Regions from separate parts of the Homo sapiens genome. Here regions 1 and 3 are each linked to region 2. A link is a contact called in ENCODE Hi-C or POLR2A ChIA-PET data. All regions are on one chromosome and are shown on one strand. Each heading gives the region's core, a stretch centred on a gene start or an enhancer-like site at or near the end of the contact. The rest is flanking DNA. Distances are from core to core; before and after follow the strand shown.

What was found. A loop is a pair of places that touch in the nucleus more often than their neighbours do. ChIA-PET counts read pairs that join two places held with the same protein, here RNA polymerase II (POLR2A). Pooled maps may share reads with other maps.
Region 1: a pooled map shows a loop between it and region 2 (5-fold over the local background). The contact joins two enhancer-like sites. A Hi-C loop is called at or near these places in 1 of 168 maps with a recorded cell type or tissue (PC-3), 2 of 37 single-sample maps with no recorded cell type and 10 of 50 pooled maps.
Region 3: a loop to region 2 is called in a pooled map, with 2.0 times the contacts of the local background. The contact joins the promoter of LINC01023 here to the enhancer-like site in region 2. A Hi-C loop is called at or near these places in 1 of 50 pooled maps. POLR2A ChIA-PET finds 5 or more read pairs at or near these places in 2 of 52 experiments (PC-9 and activated naive CD4-positive, alpha-beta T cell).

What each region holds. Positions count from the first base shown.
Region 1 is chr5:108,679,272-108,683,136 of GRCh38, reverse strand. No RefSeq gene overlaps it. Among named protein-coding and RNA genes, the nearest start is that of LINC01023, 47 kb to the left of the region's middle. RefSeq lists an enhancer at 1,242-1,742. Within about 2 kb of position 1,278, at least 2 of the 41 ENCODE cell types and tissues checked have a DNase peak (open chromatin) inside an H3K27ac peak, as active enhancers do.
Region 2 is chr5:109,189,275-109,192,969 of GRCh38, reverse strand. It overlaps FER (FER tyrosine kinase), which reads right to left. Exons shown (of 20, transcript NM_005246.4): 20 at 1-3,695. Among named protein-coding and RNA genes, the nearest start is that of PJA2, 220 kb to the left of the region's middle. Within about 2 kb of position 1,674, at least 3 of the 41 ENCODE cell types and tissues checked have a DNase peak (open chromatin) inside an H3K27ac peak, as active enhancers do; they include PC-9, where a contact is called at or near this core.
Region 3 is chr5:108,726,439-108,729,995 of GRCh38, reverse strand. LINC01023 (long intergenic non-protein coding RNA 1023) reads left to right here and starts at 1,735. Exons shown (of 1, transcript NR_046368.1): 1 at 1,735-2,171. RefSeq lists enhancers at 1,772-2,071, 1,911-2,492.

The sequences.
Region 1 (3,865 bases), core at 29-2,528, 510 kb after region 2:
AATGAGACATTTATCCCTTATCTAGAAACTTCTTCTTTTTTCTTTTCTTTTCTTTTTTTTTTTTGAGACAGGATCTCAGTCTGTTGCCCAGGCTGGAGTAAAGTGGTATGATCATGATCACGGCTCACTGTAGCCTCAACCTGCTGGGCTCAAGCGATTCTCCCATCTCAGCCTCCCAAGTTGCTGGGACCACAGGTACCCATCACCATGCCTGGCTATTTAAAAATTTTTTTGTGTGGAAATAGGGCCTCCTTCTTTTGCCCAGGCTGGCGCTGAACTCCTAGGCTCAAGCAATCCTCCCACTTCAGCCTCTCAGAGTATTGGGGTTACAGGCATGAGCCACCACACCTGGCCTAGAAGCTTCTTTGAGGCCCCAATCATTTCCTTGAGTTCTCCCCTTCATCAGTCCCCAAATATCCTACTTGAGATCTTTGGGTGTGCAGAAAGAAGAGAAAGACAACTATCACTCAAGAAAAAATTTGAATTTGGGAATAAGAATTGTAGTTTGTGAGGCAAAAAACATGATGAAATGAAGCAGGAATTTGTGAGTGTGGAGGTCACTTTTCCTGTGGCTCTCCTTCTGCCTGGGTGTGCTGGCATGAAGGAAGCAGAAGAAATGAGTAAAGAGAAAAATAATCTGGGACTTGGGGTCATACATGATATGTGAGGAGGAGAAACCAGAAGCATTTCATATTAAAAAAGGTAAAACAGCAAAGAAGATCCAGAAAGCCCTAAGCAGGAAGGGAACAAATAAAGGCAGAGACAATGTTAAGGCCACACAATATCATTGACTAACTAACTGCTTTAGGAAAAAAAAATTATTAATATGTGTACATTTTAAAAAGAAACCATTTTCATAGAAGACATAATCTCACTACTTAGAATCAACCCTGTAATTTCCTAATGATAGTCAAGTATTTACCAAGTTCCTTGTCAAGTACGTTATATGCATATATACATACAAACATTGGAGGGAGGGGCTGTTATTATTTTTTATTTTATTTTATTTGTTTTTGAGACGGAGTTTTGCTCTTGTAGCCCAGGCTGGAATGCAGTGGCGTGATCTCGGCTCACTGCAACCTCCATCTCCCGGGTTCGAGTGATTCTCTTGCCTCAGCCTCCCAAGTAGTTTGGATTACAGGCACCTGCCACCACGCGTGGCTAATTTTTTTTTTTTTTTTTTTTTTTTTTTTGTATTTTTAGTAGAGACGGGGTTTCACCATGTTGGGCAGGCTGGTTTCAAACATCTGACCTCAGGTGATCTGCCCGCCTTGGCCTTCCAAAGTGCTGGGATTGCAAGCATGAGCCACCACGCCCGGCTGAGGATGTTATTTTTAGAAGGAAAAGGCCACATTGAAAACTGAGTGGACAGCTTGATAAATCTAAGATAGGAAAATTTTGCTGAACCAAAGGACCTTTTGGAGTGTTCTATTTTTTCTCACAAGCCCAGGACCTCTGCAAAAAACATCCAAAACTACTATAGAAAATGCACATTTTATTCTACTGTTTCTTCCAGCAGATGTGGATTTTTAGCGAGGAGCAATTTCACGTTCTTGGTCCAAATTTTAAAACTGCTAGGTCACTGTGTAAGAAACAGTTGACTAGGTTTTGCTTTCCATTGCCTTGGACCAGCTAAAACAATTGTGCCCTCTAGCCTATGAAGTCTGTACTGCAAAGGCCATTTCAACAGTGTTTGCTTCAGGTTTATCCTCAATTTTGGTTCTTGAAATCAAAAGTCATAAAAAAATATGGTAGAGATTCACAAAGACCTCTCCAGTTTTCTCTTTCAGTTGTAAATAACAGAATAACTAAAATGAAAACAGCTTAAACAGTGAAGACTTTTAAAACCCCACATAACAAGAATTGTGTAATAATGTAATGGTGTAAGTAAAGCAATTAATCTCACTTGGGTGCATAAACTGACTATTGTGAGGTTCATTTACTTCCTTAGCTCTACCAGAAAAACAAAGTAACTATACTACACTTTTGTCTTCATATTTTAAAAACCTTACCTATTATAGGAAAATATTCCCTAAAATATTGCTAAGTAGGAAGGTATTGATCATTTCCTAATAAAGGCACACGACTAAGCTTATACTGATAAAGTCCGGAAGTTGCCTGCTTGACCTTTATTAATCACCTGGCATTTAGGATACTGATTTTTTTAAAGCTACATTTTAGTCAGTTAAAGCCACCTCAGCATCTTTAAAGAATGCTTTGATTTGATCTATTTCTACTTTTTCTTTGAGGAAATCAAGCTGGGAGTTCTGAGAGCACATTCTGTTTGCTTATTTGTTCCTTTTATCCCTTTCTGTCCTCTCTGCATGCTAGGGCACACCTCACCTTGAAAAGAACTCATCAGCCGCCCTCAAGATGGGAATTGCAATGCCTTCATCTTGAGCCACTTTTAACAGAGTTTCATTTTTTTTCTGCTTTGATTTTGAATAGTGCCTATGTTTGAACACACTAAACACATTTTGGCCAAGTTTCCTTCATAGAGTTGGAATTCAGATTGGTTGTCAGGTTATTTAAAATAACTTTCTGTCTGGATTGGATCACTGTTAATTGCTCTGATCAACTGCAGTACATGGTTAAGGTAAAAAAAAAATATTGAGAAGAGACCCCCAGTCAATCTGATCTTACTTCATAGACACAGACAAATGATGAATTTATGTTAGTTAGGGAGGCCAAGGAAGGAAGAGGAGACATCATTAAAGAGTAAATGTTTCCAGCATTAGTTTCTGGGTCATTAAGCCCTAATGATTGATCTTATTTGGTTATTTTAAAGGCTACTGGAAACTAAAATGGAAACAGTTCAGAATACTTCCTTTGTATACAGAAGATTTTGTTCATGGCAACAGCTATGTGTGCCTAAACATTTTGTGTCACACAAACTCCTGCATTTGACATTTCTATCAGAGAGAACAAATAAAAATCATCCTAGAGCTTTCAAACACTCAAGCCATGTTGGGGCTTTGAAAGATCTTGTCATTTCAGAAGTGAAGAAATGGGGATGCTCTCAAGAGCAAGGGCAGCTTAATGGATTCCCCCAAAGCCCCAAAAGCACCTTCTCATGACTTAATTACTCTAAAAATTTCTATTTTTTACATTGCCTAAAATTTTCATCAATAAGAAATCATTTGATTTATTAATACCAAAACCTCATATGAAGATAGTAAACACCTTTGGGATGGTTAAGGTAATCTCACCATTCACAAATGTATGTATATTATCAGGTGAGATTGATTTAATAAATCTTTGGGACAATAAAGGGTATTTTTCTTAATTAAAAATTACAATGGAAAATTCAGTATCAGTCATGTTTAGGAGTTCTTCCTCTTCTCTAGTGTTATGTAAGGGTCCCAAGCAGCTTGTGCTATCCAAAAACCTTGGGGAGGAGAGCCTGGTATGAGCTCATCATAGTTGCACTGAGATCCTCATTATTTGTACTTATTACATGGCACTCTGCTGATTGTGGCACCTGCCCCTCTGCACCGAAGTCAGCCACTGGGTCCTCTGAGGAGGCTCTAAAGACTGAGGCATTCTGTGCTCAGCAAACAGGCATTCTTGCACCAGTCCCATCAGACATCCTTCTGAGTTTCTGTGTAGGGGAGGGCACAAGTGTCAACTACAAGAACCTACCACCCCTTTACTTCTTCTAGGCTCTGGAAAGCGTCCATACTTAGAACTGGGTTCTCTCCTCTCTTTCAATCAACAGAGCCCTCCCTATCCACACAATCCTGCGGTTAGAGAGAGGGAGGGAGAGAGAGAGAGAGACAGAGAGACAGAGACACAGAAAGATAGAGACACAGAGAGAGGGACAGAAACTTTCGAAAACAAAGACTTAACCTTCTGAGCAAAGACA
Region 2 (3,695 bases), core at 425-2,924:
TTTCCTTTCAACCTTCCTTTCTGGATGTCTCTTTCTTTTTGTGTCTTACCTTAGGCACCCTGACTAAGCTTTAGGATTTCTAGATTCCTTTCCCTCAAATGTTATTGAAGACAAGGAACATTGCTACTTGTATTCTTCCATTTCTCTGTTGAATACTATGTTTCCCCACAGTAGCTCTCATCATAGTAAGCTCCCTCTGTGGGTAACTCTAGGAGCCATTTAGTCAACGTTAGTCCAAAGGTGAAATAGGGCGGATCTAAGTGTAGTCCCATTTAGGAGACTTTAGCCCAGGTTAAGCCTCACTGTAACCAAAGATTTCTAATAACGTGTGGATAATCAGTGATCTTAGCTTAAGAAATATTAAATATAACCAATGCAAATGTAAAGAAGCTTTGGGTAGTGTCTTTGAAAAACTGGAATACATATGTCCAAATGCATTAGTTGGGAAATAATGAATATAAGCATTTCCCAGCACACAATCATCTCTGAGCTGGGAATATAACAGTGCTCCTAACACAAGGAGAGGTATTTGGTTTACTCTTTGCTAAGGCCCACACACTGGAGATGACTGCTTTTGCTTTAGTTCTGCTGATCTTTTTTATTTTCCATAGGACAGGATCTGGCCTTGTAGCATGTTCTCCTCAGGCTTCCTAATGACACTGTCCAAATCTTTGTTTCACTTTAATTTTTCCACACTCTGTGTGGGGGTGCATCATCCTGCCTTGGAATAACTGGTTCCTCCCTCTTTTGCATTTGAATCTGCTGCCTCAGCACCTTATTAAATATACTGAAGCCTATGCTCATTACTTCTATGCAGTTTAAAGTGACTAAGAATCTAGCACACCAGGATTTTTCTGCCACCCAAGAATCTCAGTCCTTATTAAGTGGCTAAGTGATTCCTAATGCCTACACTAAAAGTTCAGAATTTAATTTCTGAATCGGTATGAGGCAGGAGGATGGCTTTTAATGGGGTAGTATTTCATTAAATTGAATTATGGCTAAGGTATAGTTTATACACCTTCTGTAGGACAGCATTTTTTTTAAAGGGGAATTTTTGGGACTCTAAGAGTGTAGCAAAATCTCCTTCAAGTAGGTCATTCTTGGTACATGAAATCCTGACTTTTAAAATCAGTATCTTCATATGTGGTTTTGGATTCTTCCAAAATATAGTATTCAGACTTGATGTGAAACTAATCAAAACATAGAAAAATAAATGAAATTAAAATATTTAATGAATATCATTCTGATATGTATAAGCAAATCAGAGTTAGTCATAAAAGAAGTAACGCTATTTTGATGGTAAACTTTCACACTGACTTAGTATAATGGAAATGTAATATAAACTCATTTCCATACAAAATCTGATTCCATTTAATTAAGATATTAATACCTAAAGAAAACATGTCTTTTCCAACTGTCTGTCTCTCTGCTGCTTATTTTGCACTGTTCTGTTTTGTGGGAGGGTGTGGCTTCCTAAATGCAAAAGCAAGTCTTGCGATGACTCAGCACTAACCAGGGCAGCCAATTTTGTTGATAAGAAACATCTAAAATATCAATGATAAATGGAGTATACGTAAAAAGAAGAGGGCTGAGGCAAACAATGCTTTTTCAGAAAATATCAAACTTCAAAAGATGCATGGCCATTAAACAGTGTACACAGTATACTAAGTAAGGTTTTCAGGTACATTCCTACATCTGATGACTCACCAGAATTAATTATAAAGTGGTGTGACTGAAAGAACCCTGAAAAACTGTGACTTATGATTCAGATATTTGTATTGTTACATTATAATTTATTTGGATTGTTGCATTTTAATTTTTGTTTATCCCACTACAAGGTCCTCAGTGGGTGGCGTATGTTGTAACTAAAACACTTTCTTCTTGACATAATCTAACACTAGTATTGTGAAGCCATAGTTATTTTGTGGTACTAGCCAATCTTCACAAAAGTTATATGGGAAAACTGAACTGAATATAATATAGATAGAAAAACCAAATTATGGTTTAAAGGAAATTAAAACTATTTCAATTACAAAACATTTTTTCTTCTCAAAATAATCCTAAAATGAAAAACAACTGTGAAATGTGCACTGAAAATATCTAACACAGTTAGGCTCCTGGTCTATACTTATCTGCTAATAAGATGTTTCAGTAATATCGTATTTGTAATAAAACAGTGAATTACGAAAGGAGAATTTTATTGCCCACATTAAATTTGGGAGATAAAAGAGAAACAATTACATGAGACCTTTCACTGGAGACCTCTCACTGGAGACCTCATGGCAGGACAGGCTGAAATAAAGCTTCAGTTTCTGAAGTTTAAACAAAACCTGTCAATTTTATTTTCCCAGAAGAGAAAGAATATGTTGGCTTTGGCCTTAGATTACATGGAATGCAAAATTAATTTTAGGTTTCACATGTTGGTAATAAATGTTAATTTAACAGTGAAAAATTTCTTTCCTTGTGAAATGATGAACAACCTAAACTGTCTCATAAAGGCCCCTTAGTGACCAGTGAGACACAGACTGCTTGTGTTTACCTCCCCCTTTTAATAAATTTAAGGACTTATGAGAGGAACTATGCAGTAGTAAGAATATATATATATATCTTGAATAATCCATTAACAACACAAAGATTTGTGACTGGACTAATTACATCCGGACCAGAAGAAATTTTGGTTACAACTCTTTTCTTACTAAACAAATCACAGGATTTTGTACATTTCTGAATCTTCCTTTCCCTACATCAACTTGCACATTCTGAACAGTATGTTCGTGCTTCCTGGGCATGGATTAGCCTCCTAAAGTATATAATTCCAATAATTAATTATCAGTGACAGAAGGGATGAATAAATTATGCTTCAAGCACAACAAAATTAACAGTGAAAAACTGTTTGCGTAAGTTTTTCTTAATGCATGTGACTATATTAAATTTAATATTCTATATGACTGAGAGACTCCCAATAAGTTATTAATCCTGAACTATACCACTGCCTGCTTTAGGACAAAGAATAAAATGGAATTTAAATGCTACACATGTCACGATGTTTTGAAAAGCTTTTTAAATTTAAGCACAGAGTAATGATGTGAACTGCAAATTCTAACAGCCTGGATAAGTGAAATATCAATGCTGTGTTCATTCTTAACACCAGAATGTCAGGATTAAGCTTTAGGTCTTGTTCATAAAACTAAAGCCAAAACCATCATTCTCTCTCCTTGCTGAGAGCTTAGCATGAAGCCACTATGAGATGGGAGGCTGTTTTCTTTAAACAGACAAAGAATATTACAGAGATTCACTTAGAAATACTAAAAAAAAGGGTAGGAATATCCCATTTTACTCTTACTTTTGAAGGTTGGTAAGTGCCTCAATACCATAGCACTTCTGAGTTTGCGCTTTGATTTACCATAGTACGTGCCATCAAAAGAAATTTCCCTTTAGTCTGAATGTACTAATCATTAAGTATGTATGAAATCTGCAAGGAGATTGAAATGTTAGATACAAGTCACTTTTCTCTTCAGTATTATCTTTCATACTCTAAAGTACTGGTGTGAGTTCTGTGCGATGGTACAGGCAGCAAACAGCTGGAGAGGGCAGGAGGCATTTTCTATCCCTAAGCTCTTCCAATGAATGCAGACCAAATAATCACTAAGGTAATGTTTACCAGGACACAGGCCTGAGAACTTATAAAAGGCTTC
Region 3 (3,557 bases), core at 486-2,985, 460 kb after region 2:
TACAAGCTCCAGGCAACCAGATCTTCACTTTCTTCCTGCAATTCTATTTGCCACCCACTATATCACTACTGATTTAGTGCCAGATTATAGATTTTCATCCACACATTTTAATTTAGAACCTTCCCTTTTATCTGGTTTTCAAGCATATTGTGTTAAAATTCCCAAATGATACCTTCAGAGTTTGCTACAAAGTCCTTATGATAGCTTTTAGAAAACTTAGTTGTTCTTAGGGGAACAATCATTGCTTTCCATTTCGTTACTGAATAGAAAATCTAGAAGAACAATATCAACTTTCAAATGAAATTATATGCCTGGAAGGGGAGTATAGATACAAAAAAAGGAGAGCACCTCATTATCACTCTTTCAAGCTGCTGGAGTGAAACTTGAGTCATTGCAAATTCCAACATCAAAAACTCTCTTGGATATACTAAAGAACATCATTATGCACATAGCGATAAAATGAGGACGTTATTAGAGGGAGCCACTACGAATAAAAGATTGCGAAATCAGATTTCTAAAATGAATAATACAATAAGCTCGTTAATAAGTATTGCGAAATAGCTCTAAAATTTCCAGCTGAAAGTGAATTCCTTGGGGTTTTTCACCAGCCAGGGGCATCAACTTTTTTTTTTTTCTTCTTAAATTACCCATACCTCTTTGCTGGCCCATGCGAGAATTTTCTATCTATAACTGTCTAAACACAAAGCAACATTTGATTTCGGTATTCATATTTATCAGAGTACTCTTCAAAATAAGTGAAATTAGGCTTCTTTTTAAGCTGGGGAACCTGCAAACGGCTTTTGAATGAAGAATAAGCATATGAAGAAGTCATGCTTCACCATTTTGCTGTAATCTTCTAAACTGCCTTCATGACGTAGAAACTTCTAATTGCAGAACATTTAAGAATTATTGCATGTCACCTCAATAAACCTAATCATTGAAGTTTCTTTTTTAGCTGATAGTAGTACATTTGGAAATACACATACCCGTCAGTTCATTTTCTCTGGCCATTTCCGTTTACCTCATACAGGCGTTTCAAGTGCGATCTGTCGCAGTCACATTCAGAGATTTTGGCCCTAAGAACTGCTCATGTTTAATGTTTGTAGTTCCAACGGTTTAACTTTTTTTCTCTCTCTCTTTTTTTTTTGGTGTGTAATTATAAATGTCTGAATTAATTAGTTGAGTAGGCTACAGGGTAGATAATAGAGCTAGTGTTAGATCCTTTTTAAAGGTTTTTAGGTCTCTATGAAGGGGGGGCGGGGAAAGGCAGGCGGGGAGTCCCCACACCCCACACTCTGCCCAAAGGTTAGGAAATTGCGGTCAGGGGTTCCTTGCCTTGGCTTCCACCACCTGAAGGCGTCTACAGCAATAATTAGAATCGAAACCAAGGAAACAAGAAATAGCTGAAAATAAAACACGAACTAAGAAATGGTAGTTTATTTTCTTTTTGCCATGCAGCAAAGGAGGGTCGAATGTAAAGCTGATACAGTTGCTGGCTGAGCTTTTCCCGCGGCAGCCAGTGCGTGCTTCCTCCACTTCTTCGAGACTTCTCCGTGCTCCTGCCCCACCTCCCAGGCTGAAGATTCATGCAGGCCCTGCGCTTAGCCCAGACTCTGGCCAGGCCCGGCCCAGCCCGAAGGTGGGCGGCTCCCGGCGCAGGGCGGCCCAGCCCCAACCACTGAGAGGAGGACCCTCCGGCGTCCTAGAGTGGCCGCAGGCCGCGGCGTCGGGTTGGAAAACCAGGAGAGCATGGAGCTTTTTCGCTGGTCCGGCGCGGTCTCTTGCGTTCCTGTGGCGGGCACCTGACTCCCCATGCCCGAGTACTGTCCTCAGGCGGAACGGCGTCTGCAGCGAGGAGCGGGGTTCCAGCAGGCTCGGCTGACGCGGTCCCTGGCATTTCCCGTGCTGGCCCTGGGTCGCCCTCGATGCTGCTTCCCGCTGGGAGCCTCCTTCTGACGGCGGAAAGGAGCTTCACCTGGGGCGGCCGGCGGGGAACGGAGAAGAATCCACCGGGGAAGTGGACGGGGCTGGCTCCCGGGCCTGGCGCTGCGGCTCTCGGGCCGTCAGACCTCCCGCGGGTTGCGTCACTTTCCTCGGTTTTCTAGACAGCAGTTGTGGGGTTGAATCCTTGCCGTGGTTTTGTAAGAATTAAATGAGATAATGAACGCGAACACCAATCATTGCTCTTTGTTGGGTGCTTCCTGTGGGCCTGGCAATATTAACAACACGAGCTCATTCATGCATTCATTTGCTACTCAGTGACTTTCCTGTCAATACTGCAAGGTGCTGGAGATGAGCCCCCACTCTTTGGTCAGTAAAACTGCCAAGATCACCGACCTTGTGAAGACATTTGAGGATGAGAGGTTGGTTGGAGCCTGGACGTGGAGACAGACTCTAAATAGTTAACTACAAGACACATGTAATTACAACTTTGAGAGCTTATAGCGGGAGGCCCTTTTGGGAAGGGGGTGGAGATGGAGAAGAGGAAGAAAGAAAGGGCTTCCCTGAGGAAGTAATATTGCAGCTGTGACCTGACAGATGAGGCCGAACCAGCTAGACTCGTGTTTCAGGCCTCGGGAATAGCATAAGGACTCCAGCTGGCTCCTTCCGGGTTGAGTCCTTATGCTGAAATTGGTATTTGGCACACACCAGTAGTAGAACGCCACTCAATGCCTTATTCTCTTCCCCTTCTCTCAGCTCTGTCCCCTCCACATAGTAGGACAATGAAACTGGTAACTATTTTTGGTCCGAATAGTCCTTCCATTATTATCTGTTATAGTCCACCATGCAGGTTCTTCCTAACTCCTTTTGATCAAAATAGATATTTTTGAAAATGTGAAGAAAGCAGTATCGTATCTTGTATGGTTTCTCATTGCCTTCTAAGTCAGATATAAACAACGAACTTGCTTGAAATGTTCTCTATCAGACCAAGGACCCATATTTAATTCCAACTTACACTCTGCTACACCCTTTCGCTAAATTCTTTAGTTGATGTTAACTGCATTTGGAACCCTGTATTCAGCGTTGAATTGCACATTCTGAAGCAATTGTGTTCTTACTCAGCACGCTCATTTCTGTATCCCAAGTATCTCCCTGCCTCCAGAACATGTTTACTCTTTAACCACTTCCTGATAATACAGTAGGCTACCATTACTCTAAATAGTTGCAGTTATTGAATATAGGCACATTTTTAAATTATAAGAATCCTATCCCAATCCAAGGTACAATTTGCTGATCGCATACTGATTCATTTTCCTCCCACTCTGGGTCCTTTCATCTGCTGTTCTCCCAGTCCAGATGCCAGCCAGGCATTTGAGAACCATCTGATGGTAACAGGATGGAGGCTGACTCAACTTCACTCCACCACCTGCCTTCCTGCCTTCAGGGAGATTTTGTACATAGCTTATCCTTTAAGTTCTTCTGCTTGTTACTGCTCACAGCACTGTGATTCTACTTTAGGCACCTTCTGTACATTCATATTCATTACTTTTTTTCTCCTCTTTCCTGTTTATGGTTAGAAAGGTGCTTCACCAATCTATTTTAGAACCAAAGAAGAG